Regions from separate parts of the Homo sapiens genome. Here all the other regions are linked to region 2. Evidence: chromatin loops called from intact Hi-C (ENCODE). Cell type or tissue: heart right ventricle. All regions are shown on one strand.

Region 1 (8,000 bases), 140 kb before region 2:
GGAAAGTAAGGTAAATGAAAGAGGAAGTCGAGATGAAGAGAAGGAAATATTATCTGAGACTCCTGTTTGAAAATTCTCATGTTTGGAGAAAAGTGGCTGCAGAAGAAGTGCCCTGTTACACTGGGATGCTGGCTGGAATTGTCATCTTGCTCAGTAATAACTCTGAGAGGCCCCACGATTACAGGAGGGATTGCCTCAATTGCTACATAGCTTACAAGATGTTTTCCCTTCAGCCTAAGGCAAGGGGTCCACCCAGCCCTTCTCCTCCACTGGGAGAGGGAGGGGCTGAGCTGGAGAGGGCTCGCGGGGGAGGACGCAGGGTGGGCTGAGACACAGAGGCCAGAGCATCTATTGCCCTTCCTAGAAGGCAGGGCCTCCTCATCCTACTCAATAAAGACTTCCTTGTTTTTCAGCACACAGAGTAATCTCTGAAAGACTGCACTCCAATTTGAAAATGAGCCAAGAGCCAGTGGGAAATTCTCCAGCAAATTGCACAGGGAGACAATAATACGAAGGGCAAGTGGATCAAAGCGTCCTTATTTTTTTCTTCTGGAAATTCCTATTCCTGAGGCCTGAGGCCCTGTGGGTCTGAGACTCTTCCCCCCAGTGTTGTCAGGATCATAGTGTTCACAAAATAGATACAGATTTGCTTTTCCAGGGTTGGGATGACAGGATCTAGGTTCTCAGAACATAACTGAAAATCAACTCATGTCAAAAGTAAATGTTGGAGTCCTGCATATGCCCTGTCATTCTGACTCATGTTTACACTTGGTTTTTATTTCAAAAAAAGATGTTAAGCCAGCCTATGTAGCACCATTTAGGAGAAGAGGAGGAAGAAGAGGAGGACAAGGATGATTCCCCTCAAGAGCTCTGACTTGGGATGGGAACCTCACAATATATTCAGGTTTGGTTGCTGTATCAAGAAGTAAAAGAATTTCAAGCTCCTTTAAAACAGAAGAGGAGGCAGCCTCTGCCCAATACAGGACTGAGCTCATTGAAAACTTCTCAGAGGACATGATGTAAAATGGAGAGCTCAAAAACCCGTAAAAATAACCCTTAGCCTTTTAGAAATTATAAGTGGGGAACTTAGTTCTTACCCAGTAGAATTTTAAAATGCTATGTCCTTCCGGAAATCCTGTGGTGCTTTCTGAAATGACTTACTGACAGTATGACTGAAGTCAGTGTCTCCATGCAAAGTGCAGGTACGCACGACAGGAAAGGACAGCAACTGTGCGGGGACAGGTATGGTCACCAGAGTGTCCATGTGTCTTATGGCCCGGAACAAGTTATGCGGTCTCGCCATCCCTTCTGTCACTGGGGACAATTACTTTTTTTCCCTAAAGTTTATGATGTCCACATGTTTATAAAGGTTAAGGGAGGTAGATTTAAAAAGTCTGGTCTTGCTTCGTTACACAAGCTTTGACTTCCCGTTTCCTTAAAGGCTGGCTCTTTCTTTTTTTCTTTTTGAGATGGAGTCTTGCTCTGTTGCCCAGGCTGGAGTGCAATGGTACGATATCGGCTCACTGCTACCTCCGCCTTCCAGTGTGCACCACCACACCCGGCTAATTTTTGTATTTTCAGTAGAGACAGGGTTTCACCATCATGGTCAGGCTGGTCTTGAACTCCTGACCTCATGATCCAAGCCTGGCTCTTTCAACAAGCATCCTATGTCTCTAACTGTGGGACATTTTATGTCATAAGTGGATCTTCCCACTCCTGTGTTCTCACATCTTATTATGTGCTAAACACAGTTCTAAGTTATTTCCCACAGTAACTCTTGTCTAAGGGGTTGGTGCTATTACTGTTATCCCATTTGACAGATGAGAACACTTAGGGTGAGAGGTATAGTAACTTCCTATGATTACATAGCTGGCAAAAGCTGGGATACAAACATAGATCTTTTGGCTTGGAATTCTGTGCTCTTACCACTATGTTATCCTGCTGATCAAATGAACAAAGTTCTTGCTTTAGCCTAATGTGTTTGTAGTTGTAGTAAATAAAATATACCAATTTTCAATTACTTTGTTAGTTCCTTTTTCTCCATTTCCTTAAAAAACAAAAACAAACAAACAAACAAAGAAAACCTTCCGATCCACGAGACCCGAGGCACTGTTGGTCTGGGACTCTTTCCCTCTGAAGTTGTCACGATGACACTGTTCACAAAGTAGAGGCAGATTTGCTTTTCCAGGGTTGGGGTGCCAGGAGCTGTATTAGATCTCTGGATAACAATTTTGCAATGCAGCTGCTGCATAACAAATTACCACAAAATTTCGTGGCTTAAAACAACATTTATTATCTCACGGTTTCTCTATGTCAGGAATTCAGCAGCAGCTTAGCTGGATGGTCCTGGCTCAGGCACTCTTATGAGGTTGCAGTCAAGATATCAGCCAGGGCTATATTCATCTGAAGGTTTGACCGGGACTGGAGGATCTGCTTCCAAGATGAGTCTCTCCTATAGCTGTTTGGCAGGGGGCTTCAGCTCCTGGCCACGTGGACCTCTCCACAGGGCTGCTTGAGTGTCCTCATAGCATGGCTCTGGCTTCCCCAACCCCTACAGAACCCTGTTTCACAAATGTTGGTGTCTTGCGTTGAAGTAATAATTTTCCACTGACAAAGTTTTAGCCTCAGTTTTTATTTATTTTTTGAGACGGAGTCTTGCTCCGTTGCCAGGCTGGAGTGCAGTGGCACAATCTCAGCTCACTGCAACCTCCGCCTCCTGGGTTCAAACGATTCTCCTACCTCAGCCTCCCGAGTAGCTGGGAGTACAGGTGCGTGCCACCACACCCGGCTAATTTTTTGTATTTTAATAGAGACAGGGTTTCACCATGTTAGCCAGGATGGTCTCGATCTCCTGACCTCGTGATCTGCCCACCTCAGCCTCCCTAAGTGCTGGGATTACAGGCGTGAGCCCCCACGCCCGGCTAGCCTCAGTTTTTAGTTAGGGTCTCCATACCCCTCTCTGTTGGCCTGGTTTCAGAATTCCTATGTAAAGTAAAAGTTTAATGAGTCTATGAGATGGTGTTACGTGTTGCATTGTATCCCTCCTTTTCAAATTCATATATTGATGTTCTAATCCCCAGGACCTCAGAATGTGACCTTGTTTGGCAACAGGGTCATCACAGATGTAATTAGTTAAGATGAGGTCATTCCGGAGGAGGGTAGGCTCCCAATCTATCATGAGTGGTGTCCTTATGAAAAGGGGAAATGTGGACACAGACACACACAGGATGAACACCATATGAACATGAAGGTGGAGACTGGAGTGATGCATCTACAAGTAACACCAGAGATGGCCAGCAAAACACTCGAAGCCAGGAGGGAGGCTTGGAGCAGTGCCTCCTTCAAAGCTCTCAGAAGAAATCAGCCTTGCCAACACCTTGATCTCGGACTTCAAGCATCCAGAGCTGTGAGGCAACACATTTCTGTTGTTCTAAGCCACCCAGTCTAGGGTACTTTATTACCGAAGCCATGGGGAATTAAGAGATGAAAAGAAAAAAAAACCTAGAGACCAAGAGACTATATAAGACAAGCAGGCCTGGTTACTTTGCACCCATGGATTGACCATGGGGCTTTCCCCAAAACATTATATTGTGCCTCTTCCCCGCCACCCACTGGGAAAAAAAAACAACATTTGACCTTCAAAAAGCACATTCCCCAGTAAAACTGGCAAAAACTCAGAATAGACAGTCAAGGTTTCCTGATCTCACCCAAGAAAATGGAAATTTTATTACATTCCACGACCACAAGGTTTTTCCTAAGCTCATTAAGCATATTTTTCCCGCAGAAGATCTTGTCTTAATAAGGCCACCACTATCCCTTTCCTCTGGCCTCCATCATCAGCCAGGATAAAAGGCAGGACTGCGGGTGGAGATGAGTGGGGACTCTAGAGAGTTCCAGCACTGCTTGTTTATTTTGAGACACACTTGCGCTTCTACTTGGGCCATCACAACTGTGGTCAAAGGACTCGGAATCTGAAGAACACAAACAAAGCTAACTATGGCGAAAAGCCAGGGTAAAGTTTTCTTCAGCAGCGTAGAGGGAGGGCCATTTTGCATAGCCTTTTATATGATAATCGCAGCTCCTTCATCTGTATTGAACTTTGCAGCAAGAAGGAAAAATAAATAAGGCTGACTAATGGCTTGTTTCCCCAAAGGCAGCTTTTTATGGGATCATATGTTTTTTCAGCTTTTCAGTCACAGTTTCCTGCCTGGACATTAGGAGCCCTTGACATTGGCTATGGCTTCGTGCACCCTGGACGACAGCCCAAGCTGCCCCTGAGCAGCTCGACTAGGGTCCAGCTGGACCACGGCCCCTTCCTAGGTCTCAGTGATGGTGAACCTTGTTCCCTTTGATAAGCTGCACACAGCAGCATGTCTTTCAACACCTTCCAGGTCAAGCATGGCTCCTCTTATCTGACGGGCGAGGAAAACCAATGTGGGTTGGATCAGAAGCCTGGATCCGGAGCCTGTGACAGTGTGTACCAATTCAAAAGCAATCACAAAAGCGACTCTGAATTGCTTTTGCTCCTGTTCTATTCACCACTGCTCCTTCCAAAGTCAGAGGGGACTTTTAGAATTGGGCAGTCTTGAGTTTAAATCCCAGCTCTGCCATTGGATGACTAAGGACAAATAGCTTAATCTCTGAGTTCATTTCTTATCAGGAAAATTATAAGTGATAAAACCTGCCTCATGGAGCTGTGATGATAAGAGATAATTTTGCAAGATATCTGGCAAATAGTAGGTGCTCAGTAAACAATAGCTGGTGTGATTATCAGGTGTCCCAAATAGCCTCACCGTAGAAGAAACTTTCCTGGCAGATTAACGTATAGAAAGGTAAAGCAAAGTGTGTTGGAGCTGAGCATGTCTTGAAGTTGGGTTGAGGAAACAAACAAGCAAAACATGACAGTCTTCCAGCTGTCTCTGTGCAGCTTTCACTTGATTTCCCCACATTTGGGTGGGAAGAAATTATTCTGGAAATCCTTCTGACTTGCTCTCCCTCTCAGAGGGCCATAGAGCAAGGAAATCAGGTTGGGAAGAAGAGAGACAGACAGTTTTTGTTCTTTATTTTCCCACCTTGGATTCTGTGTTTGAGGGAATGAAGGGGTTGATTAAAAGGTACCACCCTCTTACTCTTGAGTAATTGCAGTTTAATTATATTTAGGCCAGTGGTTTTATCATGTTAAATTTGGGGAGAAGGCACAAGATGAGTCATGGAAAAATTTTTGATAAAATTGTGGAAACTTGGGACATCTGTGATTTTCTTTCTCTCGTCTCACTCCTTCCCTACTTTCCTGGCCCATCCTTTTCTGCCTGCCAACAGGGTCCTCTGCAGGGAGCACAGGGAAGTGCTTCCCACCTTGGCACCTCCTTCGGGGCTTTGGCTATTGCCTGAGTGGTCAATTAGCAGAGCTCCATAGTCAGTGACCACTCTCGTGCATTCTTGGGTGGAAAAACTGGAGCCCAGATCCCTCCAGGGGTCAGCTGGTCTCCAGAACCTCCAGATGTAGCCCAGCAGGCCACAGGAATAAGCAACAGACACCAGTTGTGCTCCAGGTCATAGCTTTAGAGTTGCTCCCACAGAAGAATCAGGAATCTGTTGCTGTTGCTTTTCCTCATGAATCACATTCTTCCACCTCCAAGTTTGTTGCCTCAGAAGGACTGGTGTGTCTCCTTGGTTATGAGGAATCATTGCAAAGTCAATTGATGTTCTACCCTCTCATGACCTCTCCAAGGTCCAGCCTTAAAGCAACAAGGTTAGGATATCCCGGAAGTTGTGGAAGCCACCAGAGAGATTCTGAGATAATGTTCAGAGTATGGCCAAAGAAGGGAAATAAATATCATATTCTTCTTTAAAAGTGAGAAACACACCTATTCTGCATTGGCAAGCCTTTTTTTTTTTTAACCTAAAACATTGGTTAAGGTAATAACAATTATAATCACGCTCTTTTTTTTTTTTTTTTTTTTTTTTGAGATGGAGTTTCGCTCTTGTTGCCCAGGCTGGAGTGCAATGGCGCGATCTCGGCTCACTGCAACCTCCACCTCCTGGGTTCAAGTGATTCTCCTGCCTCAGCCTCCCGAGTAGCTGGGATTACAGGCATGTGCCACCACACTTGGCTAATTTTGTGTTTTTAGTAGAGACAGGGTTTCTCCATGTTGGTCAGGCTGGTCTCCAACTCCCAACCTCAGCTGATCCTCCCGCCTCAGCCTCCCAAAGTGTTGGGATTACAGGCGTGAGCCACTGCACCCAGCACATACTCATTTGTATAGCACACTGAAGTTTACAAACTGCTTTCACATAATTGAGAATTGAAATATTAAGCATTCAGGATGTCACAGCATCTTCAAACACTATCCTTTCATCATGAAATATTCCCCTTGACAATTACAGAGCAATTAATGCCGACTCAGTGATAGCCTATGTCAGGAAGATCTGCTCACTTGCACACAGGTAGAAGCGATGGGCCCCAAGTTTCAAGAAATCTTTGGACTGTACATTCAAAGTGTCTTGAAGTGTCAGTACATCCCAAGAAAGTGTGGGTGCAGCAAATGTCAGCATAGCTCTGGCCTGAACTAAACAAAACATGCTTTCCATTTAGTAAGTATATTCTATGTGCAAGGCAATTTGCTGGACCCGCACATGTAATTGTGCCCAAACCTCACTATAACTTTGCAAGGTAGATAAACATGGCGGCTCAGAAAAAGTTAAATGACTTGGTAAGGCCACGTAGCCAGTAGGTATGGATAGCTCAAGCTCTTTCCATTACAGTGGTGCAAAGTAGGTTCCACAAGATCCTGGCTTCAAGAAAGGAATAATATGAAACAAACAATAAGTATATTTCACAAGAGAATTTTTTTGAGACAGGATCTCTCTCTGTCACGCAGGCTGGAGTGCAATGATGCAATCAAAGCTTACTGCAACCTCAAACTCCTGGGCTGAGACCCTCCTGTCTCAGCCTCCTGAATGGCTAGGAATACAGGCATGCACCACCATGCCTGGCTAATTTTTTAAAAACTTTTTTGTAGTGATGATGTCTCACCATATTGCCCAGGTTGGTCTTGAACACCTGTCCTCAAGTGATCCTCCTACATGAGCCTCTCACAGCACTGGGATTACAGGCAAGAACCACTGCACCTGGCTGTCAAGAGAATTTTTAGACCAGTGGTCTTCAAAGTGTGGTCCCAGACCAGCAGCATCAGCATCATCTGGGAACTTGCCACAGGCTGGACAGAGTGAATTGGTCCAGAATAGGGCTTCAGAATTTGTATTTGTAGCACAGTCCCAGGTCACATTGGTAATTCCAATGCAGCAAGTTTCTCAGGAGTACTGTTCCAAAGAAGGCATTTGGTAAGCACTGAGATAAAAGCAGTTGTATGGCACTGATCTTGGAATATTCAGCTTCAGTAACAACAAGAAAAGCAGGATGGGTTCTTACTGGGCAAAGAGTTGGTCTTTCAGCTTTTGCTTAGGAAGGAGTGATAGTCATGGTGGTTATGATAGACCCAAACTACTTCTTGGATGTTGGAAAAGCCTGCTAAGGCATGGCTCACTGCAACTAACCAGGTTTTCACTAAAGGGTGTATGTCATGTCTCAGCTCCAATTCCCTGATGAGTTGTCCTCCTCAGATACACAATGGAAAAGTCAAGGTTCTGCCACCCACCCTTGGTTTAATATTTCACTCTTCATAAGGGGTGTAGAGTATGTGTCCAGGTGTCCAGCACCTGCTGTCACAGGATTAATAAAAGATGGATGAATTAGATACCATGAGTACAGGATAGAGGACCTCCCTGGGTCTGTGACATTTCTGACAAAGAAAGAAAACAGGAATGAATGATTATACCATTCAGTGCCTGTGCTCCAAGCTGTTTGGGGCCTGTGCACAGACCCCTATCCCAGGAGGACAGGATCACCAGGCAGGCAGCACCTCTTTTGTGCACAGTCGGCCTTTCGGCTTCTCAGCGTGGCCAGTCCATGTGGCTGCACAGCCTGCTTTTTCCAGGCA
Region 2 (8,000 bases):
AGTATTAGCATGGTGTACCTTTCTCCCTACCTTTACTTTTAATCTACATGTGTTTTCATATATAAAGTGGGTTCTTGTAGACAGCATATAGCTGGGTCTTATTTTTTTTAATCTACTCCATTAGTCCCTGTCCTTTACTTGGCTTACTTAAGCCATTCACATTTAAAGTGATTATTGATGTAGTTGGATTAATATCTACCCTATTTGTAACTGTTTTCTATTCATTACCCTTGTTTCTTTTTCTTTGTTTGCTTTCTACTCTTTTTATGCCTTCTCTGTATTTAATGGAATATTTTATATGATTCCATTTTCTCTCTTCTCTTAAAATATCAATTATATTTCTTTTTTTAAAAAAATGTGGTGGTCACCCTAGAGTTTGCAATATACATTTACAACCAATCCAAGTCCACTTTTTTTTTTTTTTTTTTTTTTTTTTTTTTTTTTTTGAGACAGAGTCTTGCTCCATCCCCCAGGCTAGAGTGCAGTGGCATGATGTCAGCTCACTGCAGCCTTGACCAGGTTCAAGTGATTCTCCTGCCTCAGCCTCCCCAGTAACTGGGACTACAGGTGTGCACAACTGCACCTGGCTAATTTTAGTATTTTTGGTAGAGATGAGGTTTCACCATGTTGGCCAGACTGGGCTCAAACTCCTGACCTCAGGTGATCCACCTACCTTGGCCTCCCAAAGTGCTGGGATTACAGGCGTGAGCCACCGCGCCCAGTCCCAAGTCCACTTTAACACTACACCATTTCACAGGTAATGCAGGTATCTTGTAACAGAGAATTCCCAATTCCTCCCCTCATCTCTTACAATGTTGCTCTCATTCCTTTCACTTATTCCTAAGCTATAGTCCCCCAATATATAGTTGCTATTATTATTTAGAACAACCTGTTTTTTGTTAGACAGCTGTTGAGCTTCAGTTAAGAAGATGGCAGTGTTGACTGCCAAGCTCTTTTTATGTCAGACTAGAAGCCAAAAGTTGACCTGAATTTTCACCACAATAAGACTAGGTGAGAACATAGGACAGGTAATTAGGATCTAGAAGAAAAAGCAATGATACCAGAATCCACAATCAATCATCAAAATATCAAAGTAACCAAGAAAAGTTTAAATGAGTAGAGAGATGGGCAGAAATAGAGCAGAGAGAAGAAACAGGGGAGAGTTGTTTGAAAATCTAAACCTTTAGCTCGCTGCTTTGTGAAATGCAGTCTGAGGAAGCAATGATTTTGAGAGACGAGTCAGACTCAGTAAAAATATTTGAAATTTCTTGACTTAAAAACATTGCTATGGCTGGATATGGTGGCTCACGCCTATAAATCCCAGCACTTTGGGAGGTCAAGGTGGGTGGATCACCTGAGGTGAGGAGTTCAAGACCAGCCTGATCAACATGGAGAAACTCCGTCTCTACTAAAAATAACATAAAATTAGCCAGGCGTGGTGGCACATGCCTGTAATCCCAGCTGTTTGGGAGGCTGAGACAGGAGAATCGCTTGAACCTAAGAGGCAGAGGTTGCGGTGAGCCAAGATCACACCATGGCCCTCCAGTGTAGGCAACAAGAGCGAAACTCTGTCTCAAAAAAAAAAAAAATTGCTGCTTTGTGGGTTGAGAGAGATGGCTTTAATTAAAAAGGACAATTGAGTAAACAAAGAGGGTCTGAGGTGGCAGTAAACCTGCCCTCACCACAGCTGAAATCATGTCATGAGACAGATGAGGTCTAGTTACGGGACTAAGGTGTAACCTGTACCTCGAAAATCTCTTCTGTCCTCCTGATCTCCTTTTCTATATGTATAAAAATGAGGATTTGACTAGATGAACTATCAGATCACTCTAAACTGAAATTCTAAGAGTCTATGAAAGGCAGATAGGCAGTGGAAATATTGATCTATCATCAGTCAAGGTCAAGAGTGAATTAGAAAGACCCCAAAGTGAAACCTACAAGGCAAATATTGCAAAACCCATAACATGTAATCCCACATAAACCTGGGCTGTCAGAAGCAAGGCATAACATGTATTTGGTTGGTGCAAAAGTAATTGCGGTTTTTGCCATTGAAAATAATACCAAAAACCGCAATTATTTTTACACCAAGCTAATAGAATTACCCAGCCACTTGAAGAGAATCAAAGAGGCAACCACAGCCAGAGACCAGGATCTGCTGAGGCTTAGAGCAGTCCCTTAGATCAAGAATGGTGAGAAGCATGCTCTTTTTTAAAGAAATTTTTCTTTATTTTTTTAAACTTTTATTTTAGGTTCAGGGGTACCTGTGCAGGTTTGTCATATAGACAAACTCATGTCACAGAGTTTTGTTGTACAGCTATTTCATCACCCAAATACTAAGCCTAGTACCCAACAGTTATTTTTCCTGATCCTCTCCTTCCTCCCTCCGTCCACCCTCAGGTAGGCCCCAGCGTGTGTTGTTCCCCTCTTTGTGTCCATGTGTTCTCACCATTTAGCTTCCACTTACAAGTGAGAACATGCGGTATTTGGTTTTCTGTTCCTCCATTACATTGCTAAGAAAAATGGCCTCCAGCTCCATCCATGTCCCTGCAAAGGACAGGATTTTGTGAAAAAATTCCCTTTGGCATTCCTAGAACAGCCACATTAGGAAAGGAGAGATGTCCTCTGGAGGGACCCCGGCTAGGAATGCAAAGGCTAGTGGGAAGCAGACCCCAAAACAGCAAATAAAATAGCTGCTTATTACATAGAAGGTAAAGAGCAAGGAACACTGGGGGTGGATAAATAGAAAAGGAAAAAGGAGACAGAGATGGAAGATTGATTTGTTGTTCTGATATTTGGTGAGAAGAACCACATCCAGTCCTTCCCAGAGGACATGGGAATACTTAGATTGGGTTGAAAGCAAATTATATAGGTGGCTGTCACCAAAAAGCACACTGAGGGATGCCAAGTGATTGACCATCAGAATTGGAGTAGATCTTATATCACAGCAAAGTTTGTGGTGGCACAGAGCAATTCTTCAATGGCCAGTTGCTCTGATTTCATTTACTTTACGCTGTAATTATATTGGAAAGCATGAAAACATTTTGAATACAAGTTTTATTTACTCACATGATTACTTTTCAAAACATTCATTCTATGGCACATAACGGCCGATTAGTAGCTACAAATGAAATCCAATTAAACGACCAGTGAGAAAAGATGGAGGAAAAGGCAAAACATCTGTGAAGTGCTTATGTGCCACACTGTGTGTTGGCTACTGATATTTGAACTTATTTGATCAGCACGCCACCCGTTAAGAGAGGTGTGATTATTACCACAGGTCTGAAGACCATGCCAACGTATGTGAAAAAAATTTTGATAAAATTATGATGTAATATTAATTTGAAATAGAACAGAAAACTGAGCGATGATACAAACATATTTGTTTTACCTAGTGGATAATTTTAAACTAAGAAACGAATAGCCAATGTGCTAGGATGACAAGACTGAATAGATTGTTTTCTCTATTTTAAAATATCTACAAAACACAATTATCAACAAAGACTTGAAAATTCAATAAAAGTAAAATAAATATACCAGGAGGAAAGTGCTATACATATATTATATTATATTATATTATATTCAACCCATCTTTCAAAGAGTTAAAAGTGCATAAGGAAACGCTAAGTTTGAGTTCGAATCATAAACTTGACTTGAACTCTGTTGTCAATTGCCAGGGAAAGCATTCCAGACTCTAAGAACTGTTTGAAATTTTTTTTCCTTCAGAGCATCAAGAAAATGCTAGAGGGCTTACAGGGCTCCTGGCATGTAAATTGTAGCCATCAGGAGAAAACCCCACTGTACTACAATGTGACACTTTCCAAGTCTTTATCCTATGGTCCCTTAAAATGCTGCTATACAGAGATGGTAAAAAAGAAATACAGAACTCTTCTGGTTTGAAATCAGCCAAGTGGTGCGGAGGAAGAAGAAGCACTTTGCCAAAACCCCACGGTTAAAAGTAATAAAGGGAGAAGTTTCTGTCAGTATCTAGAAGAGTTTTGTAAACAATTAGCTGCAAGACATCAGAGGCTCCAAAAGGAAAGATTTCTTTTCAGTACCACGTTTGGCAAGTGATCAGTAACATATTTCATTTCTGGTTTAATAAGGTTATTAACAGTTTATTTTTAAAAAGAGTGAAATAATGTTTTCTGTGAAGGTTTGCCGATAAGCATTAGTGCAGTAAAGAATTGTGTGCCTTTTTATGAACGGACTGCACAGTAGAATAAAACACTATCTACATGAGCTTTCACACAGCAGAGCAATTAATTAACTTATCTCCGTGAACACCGTTCTTGCTGAAACTTATTAAAAGTCTGATTCATCAGCAGAGCCCCAGGCAATCATCAATTGCCTCATAATAATACAAAAGACAAATAAGCGATGGTTATGTTCTCATTTAATATCTTAAGAAGATCCTCTTTGCCCTCTGTCTTTGTTTGAAAATATCTCTATTAAGAGTTTGAAAAAAAAAAAAACCCTCCTACTTGACATGAAATACGTTATGACCGGGAACTGTAGGAGTAAATTACAGAGCCTCCAGGATACCAGATTAAGAGGAGAAGCTGGACTTTCTCAAAGACACACAAATCATTCAACATGTAGCACAACAGGGCATACAGTGTGTTATCGATGCCGAGTTCCAAGCACCATTGTTAATACAGACCAGAAGAGGAATTGTTCATTAAATAATACAAGGGGGAGGGGAGGGGCCGCTCAGACTTCTGCATTAAATAAGCCAGCAGAGGGACGCTTGTTTCAAAAGTATTAGACAGCTTAATAGTTACTAGTCCGCTTAGAGTTTTGGTTTAAATTTAACTCCCAAATATCAATCTAACGACTTCTAAGCAGAAACTGTAGTTTATGAACCCTTTAAAAAAAAAAAAAAAAGTTTAGTATAGTTGGCAATATCAATAGCGCCCTCTACAGGAAGTTTTAAACCCACAACTGGTTTTCTTGAATTTGAAGACAAAGGCTAAGTAAGGTGAACACCATCTGAGGACAAGATTAAATTGAAGAAAAATTTGGAATGTCCATGAGGTCTCCATTTTACATGGAGATTTGGGAATTTGGAACAAAGCAAAATAAAACCACAGCCAGTAGCCCTGGATTAGTGTGCGTGTGTGTGTGTTTGTGCACGTAGTTGTTGTTGGTTTGTTAACACTGGGTCATTTGAGAGAGGTCAATTGAAATTCCTAATCCATCTTATTTTCTTTATGTTGAAATCTCAAAATTAGTTTTCTCTAGTCTCAGATTTGCTAGTTGCAATATTATACAGCATTACTCAGATCTTTTTAAGATGCAAATAGTGTTCACTGTTTTCAGAATGCATACATAACTAATGTGCAGATTTTTCAAATTATTTCCCCAATATTCAGTAAATAATGAACGTGAGGCTTTTGCATGTGAGAAAGCTCTGACGCTGTTGATAAACTATGCCTGTATGAATCCTAAAGAGATGGCTGTTTAATTACTACAAATAGTTCCTCTCCATGATTAGTGGTTCGGCTTCAAACTTAGAAACCAGGATGTGCTTGAAGAAATAGTTACAACTAAATTTTCTACACATGTCACCACAGCCTTGAAAGTCAGAGATGCAGTCTTCTTATCTCACAGCTGTAATATATCAAATGACCTTGTGACAATGATTTAATCTCATCTTATTTTAGCAAGTTATCATAATTTGGGAGAAATTTACTACTGATTTCAGAGATACCTCAAGAGTTATTAGGACTGATACAACAAATGCCAGCTCTAAGAGTTGAGGCATTATGCGTGATTGAGAAAGAAGTAAGCAAGGAGTTCAGAGGCTCAGTTTTGGTTTTCTACTATTGCTGTGTCTTGTTAGAGTCAACTAATTTTTTTGCGCCTTAGTTTCTTCATCAGAAAAATGATGAAAAGCTTCTGTCTGGAGAAATACTTGGAACTAGGTACCTAGAAATGCTGGATGAAATATACTAAACAACCATTTAATTGTTGAGCTCATAAGAAAGGAAGGGTAAACAAATAGTTGAGCTCATTACGGGCTGGAAAGCAGGTGTTAGCTGAATCTATGGCTGCCCTGTAGGCATCTGCCAATCTTGATAACCAAGAGGTTTGGATTTTAATGGCCACACTGAGGCCTAAGCAAGATGGGGAATTGAACCGAGACCTTACATAAAACCAAAATAATGAAGGGTGCAACTTCCACAGAAACCACATAAAGAGAACGAGGAAATCTTCTCAGCCTGGGCTCTGGGTCAGAATATTACATATTCTCTGAAAATTCATAACCACAGGCTTGTCCCTCAAAGGTCTGGCATTAAATTGATACTACCTGTGCAATTCAGAAAACCTTAGGCCAACAAATTAATCTAATGTGGACTCAGATGGGTAGTGACCTGCAGGGCCTGGCAGAAGTAGATGTAGATTCTCTCTTAGGAACTCACCCTCAACTCAGGTCTTGCAGGATTCCTCCAGATACAGCTGAATAGGAACTTAAAATCCAAAAGTACAAAGTACATGAGGAAATAGGCTCCATGATTGAGAGTCAGCAAAAACAACAGCTGAATTAGACCCTCAAGAATTTGAAATATTGAAATGGATGATGCAGAATAAAATAACCAAGTGTAAAATGTTAGTGAAATAATACGAATATGAAATAAAAACCTGAGAAAGTAATAAGGTACTCTCAAAACACCACATATTTTTTTCTTTCTTTTTCTCTTTTTTGAAAACATTTTAAGTTCAGGGGTCCATGTGCAGGATGTGCAGGTTTATTACATGGGTTTATTACATGACACCATGTGTGTCATGGTGGTTTGCTGCACAGATCATTCCATGACCTAGGTATTAAGCCCAGCATCCACTAGCTCTTCTTCCTGATGCTCTCCCTCCTCCCCCTCCACCCTCTGACAGGCCCCAGCGTGTGTTGCTCTTTCACATGTGTCCATGTGTTCTCATCAAACTAAAGAGCTTCTGCACAGCAAAAGAAACTATCATCAGAACGAACAGACAACCTACAGAATGGAAGAAAATTTTTGCAATCTGTCCATCTGACAAAGGTCTGATATCCAACATTTACAAGGAACTTAGACAAATTTACAAGAAAAAAAAACAAACAACCCCATTAAAAAGTGGGCAAAGGACATGAACAAATACTTCTCAAAAGACATACATTCAACCAACAAACACATGAAAAAAAGCTCAACATCACTGATCATTAGAGAAATGCAAATCAAAACCCCAATGAGATACCATCTCACACCAGTTAGAATGGCTATTAATAAAAAGTCAAAAAACTACAGAAGCTGGCAAGGTTATGGAGAAAAAGGAATGCTTTTACACTGATGGTAGGAGTGTATATTAGTTCAACCATTGTGGAAGACAGTGTGGCAATTCCTCAAAGACCTAGAGGTAGAAATACCATTTGACCCAGCAATCCCATTACTGTGTATATACCCAAAGGAATATAAATCATTCTATTATAAAGATACATGCATGTGTATATTCACTGCAGCACTATTCACAATAGTAAAGACATGTAATCAACCTAAATTTCCATCAATAATAGACTGGATAAAGAAAATATGGTATATACACACCATGGAATACTATGCAGCCATAAAAAGAAACAAGATCATCTCCTTTGCAGGGACATGGGTGGAGCTGGAGGCCATTGTCCTCAGCAAACTAATGCAGGAACAGAGAGATATTTTAAAAACTAAAAATTAAATTTAAAAGCACAGGGTAACAATACATTAGTCAAAACTAAAGAAAGAATTGGGAAACTGGAAGATAACACTCAAGAAATTAACCAAAACAGAAGCAAGGGAAACAAAGTAATGGTAACTGCAAAGAATACTTAAGAGAAATGGAGAATAGAATCACAAATTGATAAATGTCCACTTGGAGTTTAAGAAGATGGTTTTAGAGAAATGCCAGTAAAAATGGCATAGAATTTTTGAGAATAGATGAAAGATAATACTTTTCAAGTTCAGAAAGCACAAGTCCTGAGGAGTATAAAT
Region 3 (8,000 bases), 92 kb after region 2:
TGGCCTTGCCTGCCTCTTTTGGCCCCAGCACATCACACCCTAAATCCTCCTTTCTGGGACTTTGGAAGAGGCATGAAAACTTTTTGGCTTTCAGCTTCCCCACATACAAAATGAAGGGATTGGATTCAAAATCTAATATCTCCTCCAGCTCTAAATCCTATGAATTCATCATATTAAAATCCTGCAATTTAGATAATTATGTTCCATGTAGTTTGATTTCCAAACAGTAAACATGACAAAAACACATTAAAGTCCATTGTCAATTTCAGCTTTAACATGTGTGAATCATTTGAACTAAGGCAGATTTTTAACATGTAATATTCACTAGAGAATTGCATAAATGTTTGTTTGGAAATTAATTTGACATGGGTATGTCTTCTCAGTAGAAACCAAAAATCAGTCCAAAAAAACCCTCAAATTATTAATGAAATACTTAATGTGATGCAGCTATTTATTTGGTGCTTTAAAATTAGAGAATTAATATTTTAATGTGATATATAGGGATACTGAAATTTCACATTTTGTTATTTTTAGCTTAAATAATATACCACATTTATTATGAAAGAAATTAACTTTTCTGATGACACATAGGCCACTCAAATATTCTCTGAGTTTATCTATTTTAACGAATTTCAATTTCCAACCCAATTGCTTATTATTTTCTGAAGTAGCTTCCATTTAAAACACCCTCTCCAGATATCAAAGCTCTGACTTCACTCAGTCACTTTTCCTATTTGGCAAACCTCCAGAGAATTTGTCTCAAGGTGAAATTTTTTAAGAATAGACATCAAATCCAAAGAAATTCTTTTTAAACAATTGTTTCTGTCACATTAGTAACCCCGGGAACTCAGTCACATGAATATGCCTTGTGCATCCTCCTCCTCTGAGCTAAACAAAACAAACCTGTAAACAACAGAACAAACATTTGGAATCAGACAAGCTACAATTAATTCTAAGATTAGGACTGGCAATACAGACAACAGAAATTCATAGCCAGGCTGTGTCTTCCAGAGATGAGAATGCTTTCTCTTTTTCTAGAATATAGAGTCCCTTTAGACAATAAGGATCTTATTAAAATGCAGATCCTTATTCAGTATATCCGGGGTTGGACCTGAGTCATAATTTCTAACTCACTGCTCAAAGTTCCAGAGCTTACAACATCAGCACCTCAGAGTTTGTTAGAATTGCAGACTTTCAGACTTTCGGGCCAAGCCCAGGCCTACCTTGGCAGACTCTGCATGTATAATAACAAGATCCCCAGGTGATCTGTATGAACATTTGTGTTTGAGTAGCACTCGTCTACCTCAGTTTAGGAATTATTTCCCAATGGGTTTTGGTCAACACTAAAGTTTGCTCCCACACACACTAGTCTAGAGTGAGTGGATTCTTCCCCTCATGTACTTGAAACGCATGAAAATCCCTGCCAGACAGGTTGACCACAATCCAAGGACAGCTGAAATAACTGGTTCTCTGACGTCACACCAACCTGAACAGTTCCTAATCAAAAAGTAAGCTTGAGCAACTTTTCTGTTAGAGCGGTGGTTCTCAAATCTGTCTACATATTAGAGTCACCTTTAAAAAGAGCCTTTAAAAAGATCAAAATGTAGATCCTACTGTGAACCAATTAAATCACAGTCTCTAGAGCAGTGGTTCTTAAATTTCTAAATATCTGAATCACTGAAGGAGTTGTTAACACACAGATTGGTGGACCCCAAACCCAGTCTCTGAGTCAGGGGTCTGGACCAGGGCCTGAGAATCTGCATTTATGACAAGTTCCAAGGTTTTGTGTGTCTGTGGACCATACTTTGACAACCACTATTCAGGAGTTGGCCCTGAAGAGTAGTATTTTTAAAAAAATGCCCTTCGTGAGAGTTTAATGTGCAGCCAAGTTTGATAACCACTGTCCTACAGAAAGATGAGTCTATAAAAAAATCATATTAGTTCCCTAACTCCGTGTGAAATGTGTTTCATCACATTAAATCACACACACTAATGCTCAACCAGTTTCGGCACAGACTATCCATGGTTTCAAAACGTTTTGGCAACAGGAAATGTTCACTGGGATTTTTGTTTAAATGTGTATTTTTTTTACTGCTAGTATGAAAACTCCTCAAAAGCATGGGCTGTTTTGAATGCACCTTTGTCCCCACAGGTACTACGCACAGGGGCATGGCACATAGACATGTTCAATAACTGTAGAATTGAATCTGTTTATTGTCCACCCAACACCAGCCACCTGGAGATGGACATACGCTCTGTTGAGAAAAGGACAAAATTGCCTGAAATTTTCATTTTTCACCAAGCTGCCTTGACGGCATATAAATGTAATCAAAACTCCTGAATGTTGACACAAATATTAGACAAGCAAATTATCTTCTCACAGCCCATTCAGTCAGTGTGTAAATGTGATATTCTCAATGGGAGCCAAAACTTGAGAACTAGCACCATATGAGGAAGGTGAGAAGCCTAGTTCAAGCAATCCTTGCACGGGTAATGGAGGGTCACAGTTTGACAAGGTGAGCATCCCTCCCTGTATGAGTGAAATGAAACACCTAAGGTAGTAATAAATAAATAAATAAATAAATAAATAAATAAATAAATAAATAAATAAAGCTAAAAAGCAGTATAAATAACAAAACGGAAAACAGGATGAAAAGGGCAACACATTACACAAAAATGGATCCGGAGAAATTAGGACTGACTGAATAATTACATTTAATTATCAAAATCTTAGTGGTATAGATTGATTCTTACAATACGCAACATGTAGATTCAATTTCAAGACCATGTTGATGTCCATCAAACACATTATCCAATGTGTATATTAGTTTGCCCTGGCTCCTAAACTTTGGTAACACAACATTGCAGCATTGCAAAATATATCTATCTAACATAGGGTAAATGTTAAATAAATGTTTGTTGGGTCACATTGCACAATCAATGCTAGTGAATAACACTTCCTAAGGTTTTCAGGTAGCATGAGCAAAAAACATCCAGTATTTGTCTATTCTTTTGAGGACAATAACAAAAGAATATCAGTAGCCTTGCCTAGAGCTTTCTGCAATGAGGGAAATGTTCCATATCTGTATTGTACAATATGGTAGCTAGTAGCCACATGTTGAGCAACTGAAATGTGGCTAGTATGACTGAGGGTCTGAATTTTTAATTTATTCAATCTTAATTAATTTTAATTTAAATAGCTACACATGGCTGTTGCCTACCTTACTGGACCTCCAGAAACAGGGACGAATGCCAGAGCATAAATGCTTTAGGCAGTTTCTGTCATTCTCATAACCGTGTCCAAAATCTGCCTCTTGCTCCACTCCTTGGATTCATCAGATCAAAAATAAGACAAACTTAAAAAATACTCCAGTTAATTTCCTATAGAATAACAACACAGAGGCTTCCAATGTGAAATCCACACTCTTTGAAAGGCCACAGACTCCCTCACTTTTATAAACAGTCCCAAAGTAAAAGCAATCACAATGGCCGGCAGCTTTAGTATTTATAAATCCCAGTCCTTCGGACAGAGGGAGAGGCCCTTTTAAAGCCCAGACCTCTTTAGAGACTTCCAATTGTGCCACCCAGTGGCAATACGGTTGGTTGAATTTCTGACTCCAGCAAAATCCTCTCTGGCCAAGGAAGAATCCTGCACCGTCAGGATGATAAGCAGTAAGCAGTCAGGTAAGACAGTGACGATGATGGGATGGGGGACCTAACCTGTCCATTCACACTGTGACTTTGTCACATGTATTTCCATCTTCAGTCAATCCATGCTTTGTCTTATAGCCTTTCTCAGAAGGAATATAAAACACCAGTGATCATCATCTTGGTGGGTTATTAATTGTGTTTAAGATTCCAGAAGATTGTCTCTGAATTCCTTCAGCCGGATGCATTTACATTTACATTACAAGAAATGTATCTCCCACTCATCAAATTTTATATGAAGGTGCCGGATGAGTCTTTGCCTTTGATTAAGAATTTTTTTAAATAGAACATTTAGTGAGCCAGAAACATTTGGTAACATCATTTTCTGAGGATTTAAAAACACTTCAACATAAAATCAAACGCAGATGTATAATTTGAGAGTTCATGAATCATTAGTTATGTACATTTATAATTACGCTAAACCTAAATATTTGAAAAGCCACATTAGTTTCTGGCTATTGCAGCTAATTCTCGGGTAAAGAATTTGAATGGCATTCTAGTATTGCATTTTACCTAGACTACACTGTTACAGAATTGTGTGTAGGATTAGTTGATTTTTTTTCAATTTAGAATTTCCACTCATGGGAAAAATACTCAATATGAAATATAGCTAAGCTTCTTATAGATGTAGGTTCCAAGAAACAAATGTCTAAGGAACAGAAAGTTATATAGAAACTGAAAATAGAGGAACAACACACACTGGGGCCTGTAGGAAGGTGGGTGGGGAGGAGGGAGAGCATCAGGAAGAATTGCTAATAGATGCTGGGCTTAATACCTAGGTGATGGGATGATCTGTGTGGCAAACCACCATGGCACTCGTTTACCTATGTAACAAACCTGCACATCCTGCACATGTACCCCTGAAATTTAAATAAAATTCGGAAATAAAAAAAAAGGAACTGAAAATAACCAGTTCCATACAGCATTCACTGTGATTTTAAAGTAAGCAGATGGCGCACCTCCGGCTTCCACAACTCAAGAGGCCCCAAGACTGTACTAAGTTTGGCAGAGAATCTTGCTGGAGCTCAAGATCTAACAAAATGTAACTCCAGGGGACATTTTAAAGTGATAGGAGCTGCAAATCTTCCCTGGCACAAATGCAGAGAGAGCAAGCTTAAACCTAAGAAAATGACATGAACACAACATTGGCCCACTTAGCAAGCGTTGATACTTTTGTTGGCAGTCCTAGCAGAAAGACAAAGACTGAACAAACACAATTACCCAGATTGGCACTAGGTAAGTAGTGCAAAGACCTTTGTTACTTCTTGAATTTTTTTTTATTTTTTTATTTTATTTTATTTTTTTGAGACAGGGTCTGTTTCTGTCACCAAGACTGGACTGCAGTGATGTGGTATAGTCCCAGCCTCCAAATCCTGGGTTCAAGTGATCCTCCTGCCTCAGCCTCCAGAGTAGCTGGGACTAGAGGCCCACACCATCAGGTCTGGCTATTTCCTGAGGATCTTGAAGTCCTTCTCAGAAGGGCTCCGCTCCAGTTTCTCCATTGTCATCCCCAGAGCCTGTTCTCAGCACACAATGGGAACCTAGCACATTTGTTTTTTGACAGTAAATCAGTCCTTCATTGACTCTACCACTTACTGTCTGTGTGTCCTTGGGCAGGCCACTTTCTGGAGGCTTATCTCCAGAGAAGTCTATGAATCCAAAGAAGGTACAAACAGTCACCAGAAGTATTTTGGATCTTGGGACAACCCTTGGATAAGTAGAAGAGGGAGATTTTACCAGACATGAGGCTACGTGCCAATTCTGAGTTTAGGTGAAGAAGCATATACTATAAGAAACAAGATTTGAGGTGGAGGATTCAGCTAGGAAGTCTTCCCTGAGGCCCCCAGGCGCCCCCTACTGTGCACCTTGAACATGCTTCTTTCATAGCCCTTATCTTACAGCACAGCAATTGCTTGTTTACTCCTCTGTCTCCACCAAACAAAAGTCTTATCTCAGCCATATTTTTATTCCCCACATCTAATTTAGTCACTGGCCCATAGAAGGTGACCAACAAATGCTCGTGAAATATGTTAATATGATTCAAAACACTGTCATCTAATTTCTCAAATAGCAACATCATTTGAAAAGCTCACAGTCTCTCCTTAGGATGTATTTTTTATTCAAAATAGAAATAATTTATCAACAGGATAAAACATTCAGAATTTTGTGACTAAGTAGAAATATAGCTGGAATATTCTGGCAATGGTGTAGCTGAGTCAGAGAAAAATACTGTAGCTATTAAGGAGAGACTCAGGAGAAAAATAGAAGACATAGCACAAAAGGAAGGAAGGAGAGAAAAAAGGGAGAGAAGAAGGGAGGGTGAGAAAGAGAGAAGGGAAGAAGGAAGGAAAGAAGGAAGAGAAAACAAAAGAAAAACAAAACAATCTCATTTATGGGCTTCAATTTTTTAAAATCCTGAATATAGTATTAGTAAAAAGAACCCAACAGCATTTTAAAATAATTAAACCATAACCTGGTTGAGGTTATTTTGTGAAATGCCAAGAAAGACTCAATATTAGGTGATCTGTTGATTTAATTCATCATATAGTTGCAGCAAAAGAGAAAATTCATGATCCTTTTTATAGATGCTGAAAAGATATTTGTTAGAACTCAATATCCCCACTTTTTGTTGTTATAAAATATATATAATACAAAACTTACCACTTTAACCATTTTAGGTGTACAGTTCAGTGGCATTAAGCACACTGACAGTGTTGTGGAACCCACACAACAATCACAAAAATCATTCATCTTCCCAAACAGAAACTCCATACCCATTAACATTAACTTCCAATCCTCCCATTCCGCAGCCTGTCTCTACATCTCTATGAATTTGATTACTCCAGGTACTTCTGGAAAGTGAAATCATACAATATTTTCTTTTTGTGACTGGTTTATTTCACTTAGCATGTCTTCAAGGCTCATCCATGTTATAGTATGTGTCAGACTTCCCATTTTTTAAGACGAAATAATATTCCCTTGTGTGGATATACATTTTGTTTATTCATTCATTCGTTGATCAATACTTGGGTTGCCTTCACCTTTTGGCTATTGAAATAATGGTGCTATGAACATGGGTGCACAAATAGTTGTTCAAGTCTTTATAAGCCTTAAATATTTTGGGTATGTACCCAGAATTGGAATGGCTGGATCATAGGGTAATTCTACTTTTAATTTTTAGGGGAACTGCCATACACGAAGACATGAAACATGACACAATGTTCAAGTATACTTGAGAGATATAAGTTAAAATGACACTAACCATTCCATCTACATCAAATCATCCTCCATCCATGCATCCACCTCTTTATTTATCCAGTAAACATACGTTGCATGCCTACTGTGTGTTGTTTGTGACTTCTGTATGAGACTCTGGAGGGAAGAGTTCTGGACTAGAAGACAGTAGACCTGGATTCTATCTAGATCCAGCCCCTGATCTGCCTTCTCCCAACACTGCGAAAGCATTAAGATACAATTTTCCACTTTCAGATTAGCAAAAGTCAAAAAAGGCTGTCATACTTTTTTTTTTTTTTTTTTTGAGACAGAGTCTCGCTCTGTTGCCCAGGCTGGAGTGCAGTGGCACAATCTCGGCTCATTCCAACCTCCACCTCCCAGGTTCAAGCAATTCTTCCATCTCAGCCTCCCAAGTAGCCGCGACTACAGGTGCCTGCCACCACACCTGGCTAATTTTTGTATTTTTAGTACAGACGGGGTTTCATCTTGTTGGTCAGGTTGGTCTCGAACTCCTAACCTCAGGTGATCCACCCACCTCAGCCTCCCAAAATGCTGGGATTTTAGGCATGAGCCACTGCACCCAACCATGGCTGACATACCTTTAACATGCTATGTTATTACATGCTATGTTAGGGTGGATATGAAGAAATAGGCATTCTCATACCTTGTTGGTGGAAAAATAAATTAATACAGCCCCTGTGGAGGGCAACCTGTCAGTGTTTATCAAAATTGAAAATGTATGAATATATCCAGAATTGGAATTGCTGGATCATATGATAGTTCCATTTGTAATTTTTAGGGAAACTGCCACCCATGAAGACATGAAACATGACACAATGTTCAAGTATACTTTTTTTCTTGAAATGGAGTCTCACTCTGTTGCCTAGGCTGGAGTGCAGTGGCGTGATCTCGGCTCACTGCAACCTCCACCTCCCGGGTTCAAGCAATTCTCCTGCCTCAGCCTCCCAAGTAGCTGGGATTACAGTGCATGCCATCGCGCCCAACTAATTTTTGTATTTTTAGTAGAAATGGGGTTTCACTATTTTGGCCAGGCTGAT

The links. A loop is a pair of places that touch in the nucleus more often than their neighbours do. Peaks named below come from ENCODE experiments on the same cell type or tissue, not always from the same donor. Only the 100,000 strongest peaks of a DNase experiment are listed, where the experiment ranks them.
Region 1: a loop joins it to region 2, with 2.0 times the contacts of the local background. A loop is called at or near these places in 12 of 110 quality-filtered maps.
Region 3: a loop joins it to region 2, with 2.3 times the contacts of the local background. A loop is called at or near these places in 23 of 110 quality-filtered maps.

The regions. Positions count from the first base shown.
Region 1 is chr7:28,526,672-28,534,671 of GRCh38, reverse strand. The region is part of intron 4 of CREB5 (cAMP responsive element binding protein 5); the gene reads right to left. Among named protein-coding and RNA genes, the nearest start is that of CREB5, 120 kb to the right of the region's middle. In heart right ventricle, no CTCF peak of the experiment used is centred here; DNase peaks (open chromatin) are centred at 420, 3,922, 4,341 and 5,415; H3K27ac peaks cover 3,473 bases.
Region 2 is chr7:28,386,517-28,394,516 of GRCh38, reverse strand. It overlaps a transcript of CREB5 not described here. Among named protein-coding and RNA genes, the nearest start is that of CREB5, 22 kb to the left of the region's middle. In heart right ventricle, CTCF peaks have their summits at 4,704 and 4,916 (motif pointing left); no DNase peak of the experiment used is centred here; H3K4me3 peaks cover 1,174 bases; H3K27ac peaks cover 597 bases.
Region 3 is chr7:28,294,663-28,302,662 of GRCh38, reverse strand. It overlaps a transcript of CREB5 not described here. Among named protein-coding and RNA genes, the nearest start is that of CREB5, 110 kb to the left of the region's middle. In heart right ventricle, CTCF peaks have their summits at 3,600 (motif pointing left) and 5,560 (motif pointing left); DNase peaks (open chromatin) are centred at 1,428, 3,593 and 5,524; H3K27ac peaks cover 353 bases.